Linked DNA regions of Homo sapiens: region 1 is linked to region 2. A link is a loop called in an ENCODE intact Hi-C map of the cell type or tissue named here. Cell type or tissue: CD14-positive monocyte. All regions are shown on one strand. Links, peaks and the distances in the headings refer to the core of each region. The heading gives the core; the rest is flanking DNA.

Region 1 (7,951 bases), core at 2,610-6,609, 57 kb before region 2:
CTGAGGTAGGAGGATCGCTTGAGCCCAGACGTTCAAGAGCAGCCTAGGCTCTACAAAAAAGTCCTACAAAGCTCAGTTTTCAAAGCATATTTCTGGCCGGGTGTGGTGGTGCACGCCTGTAGCAGCCAGCTACTTGGGAGGCTGAGGCAGGAGAATTGCTTGAACCCGGAATGCAGAGAGTTTGCAGTGAGCCCAGATTGCACCACTGGACTCCAACCTGGGCGACAGAGCGAGACTCTGTCTCAAAAAAAGAAAAAAAGAAAACAGAAAAGGAAATGCTAGTGTGTATGCTGAATAAATAAGCACTTTGAGAAGTTGACAGGGAGGCTAGGCATGGTAGTTCACACCTGTAATCCCAGCACACTGGGAGGCTGAGGCAGGAGGAGCACTTGAGCCCAGGAGTCTGACATCAGCCTGGACAATATAGTGAGACACCGTGTCTACAAAAAAAAAAAAAAAAAATTATCCAGGCATGGTGGTGTCCGCCTGTAGTCCCAGCTACTCAGGAGGCTGAGGTGAGAAGATAACTTAGGTTGAGGGGGGCAAGGCTGCAGTGAGCTGTAATCCCACCACTGCACTCCAGCCTGAGTGACAGAGGAAGACTTTGTCTCTACAAAAGGAAAAAAGAGAAATTGACAGAAGAGAAGTTCCTCCTACTTCTATTTTTTTTTTTTTTTTGAGATGAAGTCTCACTCTCGTCCAGGCTAGAGTGCAGTGGCTGGATCTAAGTTCACTGCAACCTCCCCCTACCATATTCAAGAGATTCTCCTGCCTCAGCCTCCTGAGTAGCTGGGATTACAGGCACCCGCCACCACACCTGGCTTTTTTTTTTTTTTAAATAGAGACGGGATTTTGCCATGTTGATCAGGCTGGTCTTGAACTCCTGACCTCAGATGATCTGCCCACCTTGGCAACCCAAAGTGCTGGGATTACAGGCATGAGCCACTGCGCCCGGCCTCTTATTTCTTTAGAGGCCCCAAAAAAGAACTGCAAAGAAGAAACACGAGTGCATTAGAAAAACTGTTCAGGCTGGGCACAGTGGCTCACACCTATAATCAGTTTCAGAGGCCATGGCGGGAGGATCGCTTCAGGTCAGGAGTTTGAGACCCCCTTGGGGAACATAGTGAGAGTCCTGTCTTTATTTATTTATTATTTATTTATTTATTTATTTATTTATTTTCTTGAGACGGAGTCTCACTCTGTCACCCGGGCTGGAGTTCAGTGGTGCAATCTCAACTCACTGCAAGCTCCACCTGCCGGGTTCACGCCATTCTCCTGCCTCAGCCTCCTGAATAGCTGGGATTACAGGCGCCCACCACCACGCCTGGCTAATTTTTTTGTGATTTTTGTAGAGACGGGGTTTCACCGTGTTAGCCAGGATGGTCTCGATCTCCTGATCTCATGATCCGCCCGTCTCAGCCTCCCAAAGTTCTGTGATTACAGGCGTGAGCCACTGCGCCCAGCCTCCTGTCTTTATTTTTAAAAGAAGGGCGCAGTGGTTCAAGCCTGTAATCCCAGCACTTTGGGAGGCCGGGGCGGGCGGATCACGAGGTCAAGAGATCAAGACCATCCTGGCCAACATGGTGAAACTCCGTCTCTACTAAAAATACAAAAATTAGCCGGGCATGGTGGCAGGCTCCTGTAATCCCACCTACTTGGGAGGCTGAGGCAGGAGAATTGCTTGAACCTGGGAGGCAGAGGTTGCAGTGAGCCAAGATTGCGCCTCTGCACTCCAGCCTGGGGACAGAGCAAGACTCCATCTCAGAAAAAAAAAAAAAAAGAAGAAGAAGAAGAAAGGGGGGAAAAAAAGCCGGGTGTGGTGGCTCAAACCTGTAATCCCAGCACATTGGGAGGCTGAGCAAGAAGGATTACCTGAGCCCAGGAGTTTGAGACCAGCCTGAGCAATAAAATGAGACCTTACCTTTACAAAAGAAATTCACAACTTAGGTGGTCATGGTGGCACACACCTGTGATCTCAGCTACTCGTGAGGCTGAGGTAGGAGGATTGCTTGAATCCGGGAGGTGAAGTCTGCAGTGAGCTGTGATCACATCACTACACTCCAGCCTGGGTGACAGAATTAGACTCTGTCTCAAAAGAAAAAGAAAAAAACTGGTTATAAATCCTCTTAATAAGTAAATGATAGCTGGACATGGTGGTGCATGCCTGTAATCCCAGCTACTCGGGAGGCTGAGGCAGAAGAATTGCTTGAACCCAAGAGGCAGAGGTTGCAGTGAGCCAAGATTGCGCCACTGCACTCCAGCCTGGGCGACAGAACAAGACTCTGTTTCAGGAAAAAAAAAAAAAAAAAAAAGACGTTCTCCTATTTATTAGCATACTGTTCACAATAGCCAAAATATGGAATCAACCTAAGTGCCCATCAATGTTTGAATGAATAAAGAAAATGTGGTGTATATACACAATGTAGTACTACACTGCCATTAAAAAGACTGAAATTTTGGCCAGGCTCAGTGGCTCACGCCTGTAATCCCAACACTTTGGGAGGCCAAGGCAGGTGGATCACCTGAGGTCAGGAGTTCGGGACCATCCTGGCCAACATGGTGAAACCCTGTCTCTAGTAAAAATACAAAAATTAGCCAGGTGTGGTGGCGGGCACCTGTAGTCTCAGCTACTTGGGAGGCTGAGGCAGGAGAATCGCTTGAACCTGGGAGGTGGAGGTTGCAGTGAGATGAGATTGCGCCATCCAGCCGGGGCAACAAGAGCTAAATCCATCTCAAAAACAAAACAAAACAACAAACAAACAAAAAAACACCAGCATCACTGAAATGGATCATAAACTATGTTCTTTTATTGAACAGACCAGAAGAAACCTACTTTAACCTTTAAAAAAGAAAAAGGAAAGCCAGGCGCGGTGGCTCACATCTGGAATCCCAGCACATTGAGAGGCCAAGGCAGGCAGATCATGAGGTCAGGAGTTCGAGAATAGCCTGGCCAACAGTGAAACCCCGTCTCTACTAAAAATACAAAAATTACCAGGGTATGGTGGTGAGCACCTGTAGTCCCAGCTATTCAGGAGGATGAGGCAGGAGAATCCCTTGAACCTGGGAGGTGGAAGTTGTGGTGAGCCGAGATCGAGAGCCACTGCACTCCAACCTGGCAACAGAGCGAGACTCCATCTCAAAAAAAAAAAAAGAAAAGAAAAATAACTTGCCCAAGGTCACACAGTAAAAGACAGAGGTAGGGTTTCTGCTCATTGTGATTCTAAACGGCTGTCCACAAAATCAAAGTTAAGGTAAAATACTCTCTCAGAAGGCCCCGTAAGGGCAGGTGGCACTTTTTCTTTGAAGCCTGTATGTCAGAATTGCAATCAGTTACACCAACCCATTTAAATCAGTAGGATTGCCCGGGGGTGGTGAGTGGTGGCTCACACCTGTAATCCCAACACTTTGGGTGGCCGCAGAGGGCGGATCACTTGAGGTCAGGAGTTTGAGACCAGCCTGGCCAACGGGCGAAACCCCATCTCTACTAAAAATACAAAAATAGGCCGGGCGTGGTGGCTCACGCCTGTAATTCCAGCACTTGGGGAGGCCGAGGCGGGCGGATCACGAGGTCAGGAGATTGAGACCATCCTAACACGGCGAAACCCCGTCTCTACTAAAAATACAAAAAATTAGCCGGGCATGTGGCGGGCGCAGGAGGCTGAGGCAGGAGAATGACGTGAACTCGGAAAGCAGAGCTTGCAGTGAGCCGAGACTGCGCCACTGCTCTCCAGCCTGGGTGACAGAGTGGGACTCCATTTCAAAAACAAAAAACAAAAAACTAAAAACTGTGTGGTGGTTCCCTCTCCAGAAAATAAGTGGAATTACCATAGGACCCAAGCAGTTCCCCTTTTGGGTATATCACCAAAATAATTGAAAGCAGGATGGCCAGGCGCAGTACCTCACACCTATAATTGCAGCACTTGGGGAGGCCGAGGCAAGCAGATCACTTGAGGCCAGGAGTAGTTCAAGTGCAGCCTGGCCAACATGGTGAAATCCTGTCTCTACTAAAAATACAAAAATTAGCTGGGAGTTGTGGCACACACCTGTAGTCCCAGCTACTGAGGCTGAGGCAGGAGAATCGCTTGAACCCCGGGAGGCGGAGGTTGCAGTGAGTGGAAATCACGCGACTGAACTCCAGCCTGGGCAACAGAAAGAAACTCCGTCTCAGAAAAAAAAAAAAAAGTGGGAGCTCAAAGAGATTATTTGCATGTCCATGTTCATAGCAGCATTATTCATCACAGCCAAAAGGCTGAATCAACCCAAGAGTCCGTGGATGGAAGAACAGGTAAACAAAAGATGGTGTATCCATTCAATGGAACATTATTTGGCCTTTAAAAGGAAGGAAATTCTCACTGAGCATAGTGGTTTATGCCTGTAATCCCAGCACTTTGGGAGGCTGAGGCAGGGGGGAGGGGGCGGTTCACCTGAGGTCAGGAGTTCAAGACCAGCCTGGCCAACATGGTGAAATCCCGTCTCTACTAAAAATACAAAAAAATTAGCCGAGTGTGGTGGCACACACCTGTAAGCCAGGCTACACGGGAGACTGAGGCAGGAGAATCGCTGGAACCCGGGAGGCAGAGGCTGCAGAGAGCCGAGATTGCGTCACTGCACTCCAGCCTGGGTGACAGAGCGAGACTCTTGTCTTAAAAAAAAAAAGAAGGAAGGAAGGAAGGAAGGAAGGAAGTTCTGACACAGGCTCCAACACAGATGTTATGCTCAGTGAAATAAGCCAGACATGAAAGGACAAATACTGCCTGATCTCATTCATAAGAGGTCCCTAGAATTGTAGAATGGTGTGTGCCACGGGCTGGGAGGGGGTGTGGCCAGAGTTTCAGTTTGGGAAGTTGAGAATGTTCTGGAGATGGATGGCGGTAGTGGTGGTTGCACAACTGTGTGAATGCGCTTAATGCCTCTGAATTGTGCAGTTACAAGTGGTTCGGATGGGCCGGGCGCGGTGGCTCATGCCTGTAATCCCAGCACTTTGGGAGGCCGAGGCAGGTGGATCATGAGATCAGGAGATCGAGACCATCCTGGCTAACACGGTGAAACCCCATCTCTACTAAAAAATACAAAAAATTAGCCAGGCATGGTGGTGGGCACCTGTAGTCCCAGCTACTTGGGAGGCGGAGGCAGGAGAATGGCGTGAACACGGGAGGCAGAACTTGCAGTGAGCCGAGATCACGCCACTGCACTCCAGCCTGGGCGACAGAGTGAGACTCCGTCTAAAAAAAAAAAAGTGGTTAAGATGGGCCGGGCATGGGGGATCACGCTTGCAATCCCAACACTTTGGGAGGCTGAGGTGGGTGATTACGAGGTCAGGAGTTCGAGACCAGCCTGACCACCATGGTGAAACCCCGTCTCTACTAAAAGTACAAAATTAGCCGGGTGTCGTGGCACACGTCTGTAATCCCAGCTACTGGGGAGGCTGAGTTGGGAGGATCACCTGAGCCCAGGGAGGTCCAGGCTGCAGCAAGCCATGATTGCACCACTGCACTCCAGCCTGGGTGAGAGAGTGAGACCCTGTCTCCAAACAAACACACATGAAAAACAGATTTTTTTTGCCAGGTGCAGTGGCTCACACCTGTAATCCCAGCACTTTGGGAGGCCAAGGCGGGTGGATCACGAGGTCAGGTGACTGAGAGCATCCTGGCTAACACGGTGAAACCCTGGCTCTACTAAAAATACAAAAATTTAGCCGAGCATGGTGGTGGGCACCTGTAGTCCCAGCTACTCGGGAGGCTGAGGCAGGAGAATGGCATGAACCTGGGAGGCGGAGCTTGCAGTGAGCTGAGATCACGCCACTGCACTCTAGCCTGGGGGACACAGCAAAACTGTCTCAAAAAAAAAAAAAAAGGTTTTTTTAATTTAAAAAGGAAAGAAAAGGAGAGTGCTCGTGTGGCAGGCACCTAGCCCTGTCCAGCGCACCCTGAGACAGGGATGATGTCTCCTCCTTGACCTAAGACCACAAGTTCTAACCAATTCAACCGAGGACAGAGCCCCAATTCCAGGCAGGGCAATGGGGTCGCCTTGTGAACTAAGATGCAGATGGAGAAGAGCAGACACAGACACAGGTCTTGGGGCCCCTGCAGGGGTTTCTCACTGGCTTTTTCCCCCTGGATTCCTATGGGTTCTGGGGAACAGAGTTAGGTCGGCTGGCAAGACAGATGCATGAGGCTGTGGCGCCCTTGACATTGAGCCGGAGGGCCAGAGTTCGTCATTGCTGACGCAGAGAAGCTGGGAGCCAAGGTTAGCCAGATGGTTTGGAGGAGTTTTAAACAATCTTTTCTTTTCTTTCTCTTTCCATCTGTCTGTCCTTCTTTCCTCCCTTCCTGCCCCCTTTCTTTTCTCCTTTCTTTCCTTCCTCTCTCCTTCCTCCCTTTTTTTCTTTTTTTTTGGTTTTCTTTTTGTATTAGTATTATTATTTTTTAGACAGGGTCTTGCTCTGTTGCCCAGGCTGGAGGGCAGTGGCACGATCACAGCTCAGTACACCCTCAACCTTCTGGGTTCAAGCAATCCTCCTGCCTTGGCCTCCCAGGTAGCTGGGACTACAGGCGTGTGCCACCACACCTGGTTAATTTTTTTTTTTTTTGAGACGGAGTCTTGCTCTGTCACCCAGGCTGCAGTGCAGTGGCGTGATCTCGGCTCACTGCAACCTCCACCTCCCGGGTTCAAGCGATCCTCCTGCCTCAGCCTCCCGAGTAGCTGGGATTACACGCGCCCGCCACCAAGCCCGGCTAATTTTTTTATTTTTAGTAGAGACAGAGTTTCACCACGTTGGCCAGGCTCGTCTCAAACTCCTGACTTAGTGATCTACCCACCTTGGCCTCTCAAAGTGCTGGGATTAGAGGCGTGAGCCACCATGCGCAGCCAATTTTTGTATTTTTAGTAGAGATGGGGTTTCACCATGTTGGTCAGTCTGGTCTCGAACTCCTGACCTCAAGTGATCCACCTGCCTCAGCCTCCCAAAGTGCTGGAATTACAGGCATGAGCCACCGCGCCCAGCCCTCTTAACCATTTTTAAGTGCACAGTTCAGCAGCATTAAGCACATTCACATTGTTGTGCAACCATCAGCCCCCGTCCATCTCCAGCTTTCTCTTTTTTTTTGTTTGTTTTGAGACAGGGTCTTACTCTCTCGCCCAGTATAGAGTGCAGTGGTGCGGTCTTGGCTCGCTGCAACCTCTGCCTTCCAGGTTCAAGCTATTCTCCTGCCTCAGTCTCCCCAGTAGCTGGGATTACAGACACACATCACCACGCCCTGCTAATTATTTTGCATTTTTAGTAGAGATGGTGTTTCACCATATTGGCCAGGCTGATCTTGAACTCCTGGCCTCAAGTGGTCTGCTCCAAACTGCTGAGATTACAGCCGTGAGCCACTGCTCCCAGCCATCTGCACCTTTCTCATCTTCCCAAATGTAACTATGTCCCCGTGAAACACTCACTCCCCATTCCACCTCCCCAGCCCCTGGCACCCCCCATTTTATTCTGGTGCTAGGGGAATTTCAAACCAGGCAAGTCTCAACACATGCTCGAGTGTAAGAACCAGCCCACAGCCTCGTTCCCTAATCACGGTCAAACCAGAATTCTACTCCAGGTTCTACTCTGTGAATCTGCTTTCTGTGAATCTGTTACTCTGGGGACCGCCTATAAGTTGAATCCTACAGTGTCTCCACTTCAGTGACTGGCTTATTTCACTTTTCTCCTCTTTATTTATGAGACAAAATTTCGCTCTTGTTGCTCAGGCTGGAATGCAATGGCGTGATCTCGGCTAATTTTTTTGTATTTTTAGTAGAGGCGGGGTTTCACCATGTTGGCCAGGCTGGTCTCGAACTCCTGACCTCAGACGATCCACTTTGGCCTTCCAAAGTGCTGGGATTACAGGCGCGGCCCACCTTTCTCCTCTTAATCACACAGGTAATCCATACATACGACATTCTTTTTTTTTTTTGACAC
Region 2 (7,815 bases), core at 1-4,000:
CTCCTCGTCTTCCTTTGCCTGGGGGTCTTCCTTCTATGGAAGAACTGGCGGCTTAAGAACATCAACAGCATCAACTTTGACAACCCCGTCTATCAGAAGACCACAGAGGATGAGGTCCACATTTGCCACAACCAGGACGGCTACAGCTACCCCTCGGTGAGTGACCCTCTCTAGAAAGCCAGAGCCCATGGCGGCCCCCTCCCAGCTGGAGGCATATGATCCTCAAGGGACCAGGCCGAGGCTTCCCCAGCCCTCCAGATCGAGGACAGCATTAGGTGAATGCTTCTGTGCGCTCATTCAGAATGTCAGCGGACAATGGCCTTGGTGGTGTAGAGGAATGTTGGATAAGCAAATAGAGAGCTCCATCAGATGGTGACAGGGCAAAGAAAGTCAAAAGGAGTTCAGAGGCCGGGCGCGGTGGCTCATGCCTGTAATCCCAGGACTTTGGGAGGCCGAGGCTGGCGGATCACCTGAAGTCAGGAGTTTGAGACCAGCTTGGCCATCATGACAAAACCCCGTCTCTATTAAAAATACAAAAAATTAGCCAGGCGTGGGAGTGGGCGCCTGTAATCCCAGCTACTCGGGAGGCCGAGGTAGAAAAATCGCTTGAACCTAGGAGGCAGAGGTTGCAGTGAGCCGAGATCGCGCCACTGCATTCCAGCCCGGGAGGCAAGAGCAAAACTCCATCTCAAAAAAAAAAAAAAAAGGAGTTCAGAGGCCCGGCATGGTGGTTCACACATGTGATCCCAGAACTTGGGGAGGTTGAGGCAGGAGAATCACCTGAGCTCAGAGTTCAAGACCAGCCTGGGCAGCACAGCAAGACCCCATCTCTGCAAAAAATAAAAATTTAGCCCAGTGTGGTGATGAGCGCCTAGTTCCAGCTACTAGGGAGGCTAAGGCAGGAGGATTGCTTGAGGCTAAGGTAGGAGATTGAGACTGCAGTGACTTGTGATTGCGTCACTGCGCTCCAGCCTGGGTGACAGAGCAAGCCCTTGTCTCTTAAAAAAAAAAAAAAATTCAAAGAAGGGTTTCCAGAGGGCCAGGAGGGAGGAAGGGAGAGGAGGTGTTTTATTTTTTTGCTTTTATTTTTTATTTTGAGACAGAGTCTCTCTCTGTCACCCAGGTTGGAGTGCAGTGCTGTGATCTTGGCTCACTGCAACTTCTGCCTCCTGGGTTCAAGCAATTCTTATGCCTCAGCCTCAGCCTCCTGAGTAGCTGGGATTACAACACTATGCCCGGGTAATTTTTGTATTTTTAGTAGAGACGAGGTTTCGCCATGTTGCCCAGACTGGTCTCGAACTCCTGACCTCAAGTGATCCACCCGCCTTGGCCTCCCCACGTGCTGGGATTGCAGGCGTGAGCCACTGCGCCCGCCTTGATCTTTACACAAGGGGTTTAGGGTAGGTAGCCTTCTCTGAACCAGGAGAACAGCCTGTGCGAAGGCCCTGAGGCTGGACCGTGCCTGTTGGGTTTGAGGCCGTTGTAGCTGGAGCAAACAGAGAGAGGGGTAAAAAGGCAGGAGGCTACCAGGCAGGTTGTGCAGAGCCTTGTGGGCCACTGGGGAGGACTTTGGCTTTTGCCCTGAGAGCGGTGGGAAGTGACTGAATCCGGTACTCACCGTCTCCCTCTGGCGGCTCCTGGGGGAACATGCTTGGGGATCAGGCTGGGGGAGGCTGCCAGGCCCAGGAGGTGAGAAGTAGGTGGCCTCCAGCCGTGTTTCCTGAATGCTGGACTGATAGTTTCCGCTGTTTACCATTTGTTGGCAGAGACAGATGGTCAGTCTGGAGGATGACGTGGCGTGAACATCTGCCTGGAGTCCCGTCCCTGCCCAGAACCCTTCCTGAGACCTCGCCGGCCTTGTTTTATTCAAAGACAGAGAAGACCAAAGCATTGCCTGCCAGAGCTTTGTTTTATATATTTATTCATCTGGGAGGCAGAACAGGCTTCGGACAGTGCCCATGCAATGGCTTGGGTTGGGATTTTGGTTTCTTCCTTTCCTCGTGAAGGATAAGAGAAACAGGCCCGGGGGGACCAGGATGACACCTCCATTTCTCTCCAGGAAGTTTTGAGTTTCTCTCCACCGTGACACAATCCTCAAACATGGAAGATGAAAGGGGAGGGGATGTCAGGCCCAGAGAAGCAAGTGGCTTTCAACACACAACAGCAGATGGCACCAACGGGACCCCCTGGCCCTGCCTCATCCACCAATCTCTAAGCCAAACCCCTAAACTCAGGAGTCAACGTGTTTACCTCTTCTATGCAAGCCTTGCTAGACAGCCAGGTTAGCCTTTGCCCTGTCACCCCCGAATCATGACCCACCCAGTGTCTTTCGAGGTGGGTTTGTACCTTCCTTAAGCCAGGAAAGGGATTCATGGCGTCGGAAATGATCTGGCTGAATCCGTGGTGGCACCGAGACCAAACTCATTCACCAAATGATGCCACTTCCCAGAGGCAGAGCCTGAGTCACTGGTCACCCTTAATATTTATTAAGTGCCTGAGACACCCGGTTACCTTGGCCGTGAGGACACGTGGCCTGCACCCAGGTGTGGCTGTCAGGACACCAGCCTGGTGCCCATCCTCCCGACCCCTACCCACTTCCATTCCCGTGGTCTCCTTGCACTTTCTCAGTTCAGAGTTGTACACTGTGTACATTTGGCATTTGTGTTATTATTTTGCACTGTTTTCTGTCGTGTGTGTTGGGATGGGATCCCAGGCCAGGGAAAGCCCGTGTCAATGAATGCCGGGGACAGAGAGGGGCAGGTTGACCGGGACTTCAAAGCCGTGATCGTGAATATCGAGAACTGCCATTGTCGTCTTTATGTCCGCCCACCTAGTGCTTCCACTTCTATGCAAATGCCTCCAAGCCATTCACTTCCCCAATCTTGTCGTTGATGGGTATGTGTTTAAAACATGCACGGTGAGGCCGGGCGCAGTGGCTCACGCCTGTAATCCCAGCACTTTGGGAGGCCGAGGCGGGTGGATCATGAGGTCAGGAGATCGAGACCATCCTGGCTAACACGTGAAACCCCGTCTCTACTAAAAATACAAAAAATTAGCCGGGCGTGGTGGCGGGCACCTGTAGTCCCAGCTACTCGGGAGGCTGAGGCAGGAGAATGGTGTGAACCCGGGAAGCGGAGCTTGCAGTGAGCCGAGATTGCGCCACTGCAGTCCGCAGTCTGGCCTGGGCGACAGAGCGAGACTCCGTCTCAAAAAAAAAAAACAAAAAAAAACCATGCATGGTGCATCAGCAGCCCATGGCCTCTGGCCAGGCATGGCGAGGCTGAGGTGGGAGGATGGTTTGAGCTCAGGCATTTGAGGCTGTCGTGAGCTATGATTATGCCACTGCTTTCCAGCCTGGGCAACATAGTAAGACCCCATCTCTTAAAAAATGAATTTGGCCAGACACAGGTGCCTCACGCCTGTAATCCCAGCACTTTGGGAGGCTGAGCTGGATCACTTGAGTTCAGGAGTTGGAGACCAGGCCTGAGCAACAAAGCGAGATCCCATCTCTACAAAAACCAAAAAGTTAAAAATCAGCTGGGTACGGTGGCACGTGCCTGTGATCCCAGCTACTTGGGAGGCTGAGGCAGGAGGATCGCCTGAGCCCAGGAGGTGGAGGTTGCAGTGAGCCATGATCGAGCCACTGCACTCCAGCCTGGGCAACAGATGAAGACCCTATTTCAGAAATACAACTATAAAAAAATAAATAAATCCTCCAGTCTGGATCGTTTGACGGGACTTCAGGTTCTTTCTGAAATCGCCGTGTTACTGTTGCACTGATGTCCGGAGAGACAGTGACAGCCTCCGTCAGACTCCCGCGTGAAGATGTCACAAGGGATTGGCAATTGTCCCCAGGGACAAAACACTGTGTCCCCCCCAGTGCAGGGAACCGTGATAAGCCTTTCTGGTTTCGGAGCACGTAAATGCGTCCCTGTACAGATAGTGGGGATTTTTTGTTATGTTTGCACTTTGTATATTGGTTGAAACTGTTATCACTTATATATATATATATACACACATATATATAAAATCTATTTATTTTTGCAAACCCTGGTTGCTGTATTTGTTCAGTGACTATTCTCGGGGCCCTGTGTAGGGGGTTATTGCCTCTGAAATGCCTCTTCTTTATGTACAAAGATTATTTGCACGAACTGGACTGTGTGCAACGCTTTTTGGGAGAATGATGTCCCCGTTGTATGTATGAGTGGCTTCTGGGAGATGGGTGTCACTTTTTAAACCACTGTATAGAAGGTTTTTGTAGCCTGAATGTCTTACTGTGATCAATTAAATTTCTTAAATGAACCAATTTGTCTAAACTCGATGCACGTTCTTCTGTTCGCGCGCTTCTTTTTGTTTTTTTTTTTTTCCTGAGATGGAGCCTGGCTCTGTCACCCCTGGCTGGAGTGCAGTGGCATGATCTCGGCTTACTGCAAGCTCCGCCTCCCAGGTTCAAGCAATTCTCCTGCCTCAGCCTCCCTAGTAGCTAGGATTACAGGTGAGTGCCACCACGCCTGGCCAATTTTTTTTTTTTTTTTTTTTTTGAGACAGAGTCTCGCTCTGTCACCCAGGCTGGAGTGCAGTGGTGTGATCTCGGCTCACTGCAAGCTCTGCCTCCCAGGTTAATGCCATTCTCCTGTCTCAGCCTCCTGAGTAGCTGGGGCCACAGGCGCCTGCCACCACGCCCGGCTAATTTTTTTTTGTACTTCTTTTAGTACAGACGGGGTTTCACCATGTTAGCCAGGATGGTCTCGATCTCCTGACCTTGTGATCCACCTGCTTCGGCCTCCCAAAGTGCTGAGATTACAGGCGTGAGCCACCGCGGGTGGCCAACGCTAATTTTTTTGTTTTTTTAGATGGAGTCTTGCTCTGTCGCCCAGGCTGGAGTGCAGTGGCGTGATCTCTGCCTACTGCAAGCTCCGCCTCCCGGGTTCATGCCATTCTCCTGCCTCAGCCTCCTGAGTAACTGGGACTACAGGCACCCGCCACCACGCCCGGCTAATTTTTTGTATTTTTAGTAGAGACAGGGTTTCACCGTGTTAGCCAGGATGGTCTTGATCTCCTGACCTTGTGATCCACCCGTCTCGGCCTCCCAAAGTGCTGGGATTAGAGGTGTGAGCCACCACACCTGGCCTAGCCTGGCTAATTTTTGTATTTTTGGTAGAGACGGGGTTTCACCATGTTGGTCAGGCTGGTCTTGAACTTCTGACCTCAGGTAATCTGCCTGCCTCAGTCTCCCAAAGTGCTGGGATTACAGGTGTGAGCCACCGCGCCTGGCCTCACTTCCTTCTGTCATCTGTTTGTGGATTGGACTCCCCAGGAGAAGGACCCAGAAGGGGAAGACTCCCAGAACTCCGGGCAAGATGCAATCTCCGTGGGCTGCCACAGTGCCTGGCAGGTGCTGTGATGGCTGAGCTGGTGATTGTGTTCTCTGCTGTCGCTTCTCTGAGTTGGAGATTTTGTCAAGTCCCCTGCTCATCCATTCATACACTCGACAAATATCTGTTGAGTGCTAAGTGCGAACCATGCTCTGCCGTAGGCTTGTGGGACACTACAGGGGATATAAGAAATGAAAGCCGGGTGTGGTGGCTCACACCTGTAATCCTAGCAGTTTGGGAGGCCGAGGCGGGCAGATCATGAGGTCAGGAGATCGAGACCATCCTAGCTAACACAGTGAAACCCCATCTCTACTAAAAATACAAAAAATTAGCCAGGCGTGGTGGTGGGCGCCTGTAGTCCCAGCTGCTTGGGAGGCTGAGGCAGGAGAATAGCGTGAACCTGGGAGTTGGAGCTTGCAGTGAGCCGAGATCGCACCACTGCACTCTAGCCTGGGCAACAGAGCAAGACTCCATCTACAAAAAAAAAAAAAAGAAATGAAGTCTTGATACGGTGGCTCATGCCTGTAATCCCAGCACTTTGGGAGGCCAAGGCAGGCGGATCACGAGCTCAGGAGATCGAGACCATCCTGGCCAACGTGGCGAAACCCAGTCTCTACTAAAGATACAAAAAATTAGCCAGGCATGGTGGCGGGCGCCTGTAGTCCCAGCTACTTGGGAGGCTGAGGCAGGAGAATGGCATGAACCCAGGAGGCAGAGCTTGCAGTGAGCTGAGATCGCGCCACTGCACTCCAGCCTGGGCGACAGAGCGAGACTCTGTCTCAAAAAAAAAACAAAAAAGAAATGAAAATCTCCCTGTCTGTCCTTAAGGACCTGACATCATTTTATTTTATTTATTTTTTTGAGACAAGGTCTTGCTTTATTGCCCAGGCTGGAGTGCAGTGGCACAATCTTGGCTCACTGCAACCTCCACCTCCCGGGTTCAAGCGATTCTCCTGCCTCAGCCTCCTGTGTTGCTGGGATCACAGGCGCGTACCCGGCTAATTTTTATATTTTCAGTAGAGATGGGGTTTTGCCATGTTGGCCAGGCTATTCTTGAACTCTTGACCTCAAGTCGTCTACCGCCTCGGCCTCCCAAAATGCTAGGATTACAGGTGTGAGCCACCGCACCAAGCCAAATGTTACTTCATTAGAGAAACTCCCCCTGAAGAAAACTTCCTTCCTGCCAGTTGCTTTTCTGTCCCCATACTCTGTTTAATATTCTTCTAGAATATTCTTCTAAAATGTAGCAATTTTTTGTATCTATTCTAAAAATGGAGGCCAAGGAAGGCAGATCACTTGAGGTCAGGAGTTTGAGACTAGCCTGGCCAACATGGTGAAACCATGTCTCTACTAAAAAGGGTAAGATTTTGAGGCTGCAGTGAGCTATGACGGCACCATTGCACTCCAGGCTGGGCAACAGAGCGAGACACCATCTCAATAAAAAAAAAAAAAAGCAGGGTGCGGTGGCTCAAGCCTGTAATCCCAACACTTTGGGAGGCTGAGGCAGGCGGATCATGAGGTCAGGAGTTCGAGACCAGCCTGCCCAACATAGTGAAACCCTGTCTACTAAAAATACAAAAAAATTAGCCGGGTATGCTGGCAGGTGACTGCACCATAAAAAATGTTCAAGATTAAACAGGGGGACGGTGAGGTAACCCAGAAATAAGCAACAGCAGAAAGCGCCACCACCACAAAACCAGGAGAGGAAGATGTGGTTTCTGGAGCCTGGGAGCTGGTGAGAGCCAGAAACTCATAGGAGGGAAAGAAGTGCTGCAGACATGGTCCCCAGCAGAGCGAGGCGGGGAAGAGCCCAGCCTGTCCCCCGCTCCAGGCTCTATCTCCCACCAGTGCCTCCCACGGGCTGAGCCCAACAGGGACAGGCTGATGAAGCCCAGGCAATGGTGCCTTACTGGGTGGATCGAAGGAGGGACAGGGTTGGCCCAGGGGTGACACGACACTGGGGTGGTTAGGTCCACAAACGTGGCTCATGCCTGTAATCCCAGTACCTTGGGAAGCTGAGGCAGGAGGATTGCTTGAGCCCAGGAGTTCAAGAGCAGTCTGGGCAACATAGCAAGACCCCATCTCTAAAAAACGTTTTTAAATTTCTGGGCTCAGTGGCTCATGCCTATAATCCCAGCACTCTGGGAGGCCGAGGCAGGCGGATCACCTGAGGTCAGGAGTTCAAAACCAGCCTAGCCAAAATGGCAAAACCCCGCCTCTACTAAAAATACAAAAATTAGTTGGGTGTGGTGGCGCATGCCTGTAATCCCAGCTACTTGGGAGGCTGAGGCAGGAGAATCGCTTGAACTCGGGAGGCCGAGGTTGCACTGAGCCAAGATCGCACCACTGCACTCCAGCCTGACAGAGCGAGACACTGCGTCAAAAAAACAGACAACAACAACAGAAAAAGTTTTAAAATTACCAGCCGGATGCGATGGCG

What was found. A loop is a pair of places that touch in the nucleus more often than their neighbours do. Peaks named below come from ENCODE experiments on the same cell type or tissue, not always from the same donor. Only the 100,000 strongest peaks of a DNase experiment are listed, where the experiment ranks them.
Region 1: a loop joins it to region 2, with 2.0 times the contacts of the local background. A loop is called at or near these places in 4 of 110 quality-filtered maps.

The regions. Positions count from the first base shown.
Region 1 is chr19:11,069,935-11,077,885 of GRCh38, forward strand. No RefSeq gene overlaps it. Among named protein-coding and RNA genes, the nearest start is that of LDLR, 16 kb to the right of the region's middle. In CD14-positive monocyte, for the core only: no CTCF peak of the experiment used is centred there; a DNase peak (open chromatin) is centred at 4,787; H3K4me3 peaks cover 1,219 bases; H3K27ac peaks cover 972 bases.
Region 2 is chr19:11,129,515-11,137,329 of GRCh38, forward strand. It overlaps LDLR (low density lipoprotein receptor), which reads left to right. Exons shown (of 18, transcript NM_000527.5): 17 at 1-156; 18 at 1,767-4,306. The coding sequence ends at 1,802. Among named protein-coding and RNA genes, the nearest start is that of MIR6886, 20 kb to the left of the region's middle. In CD14-positive monocyte, for the core only: CTCF peaks have their summits at 1,631 (motif pointing left) and 1,830; a DNase peak (open chromatin) is centred at 1,607.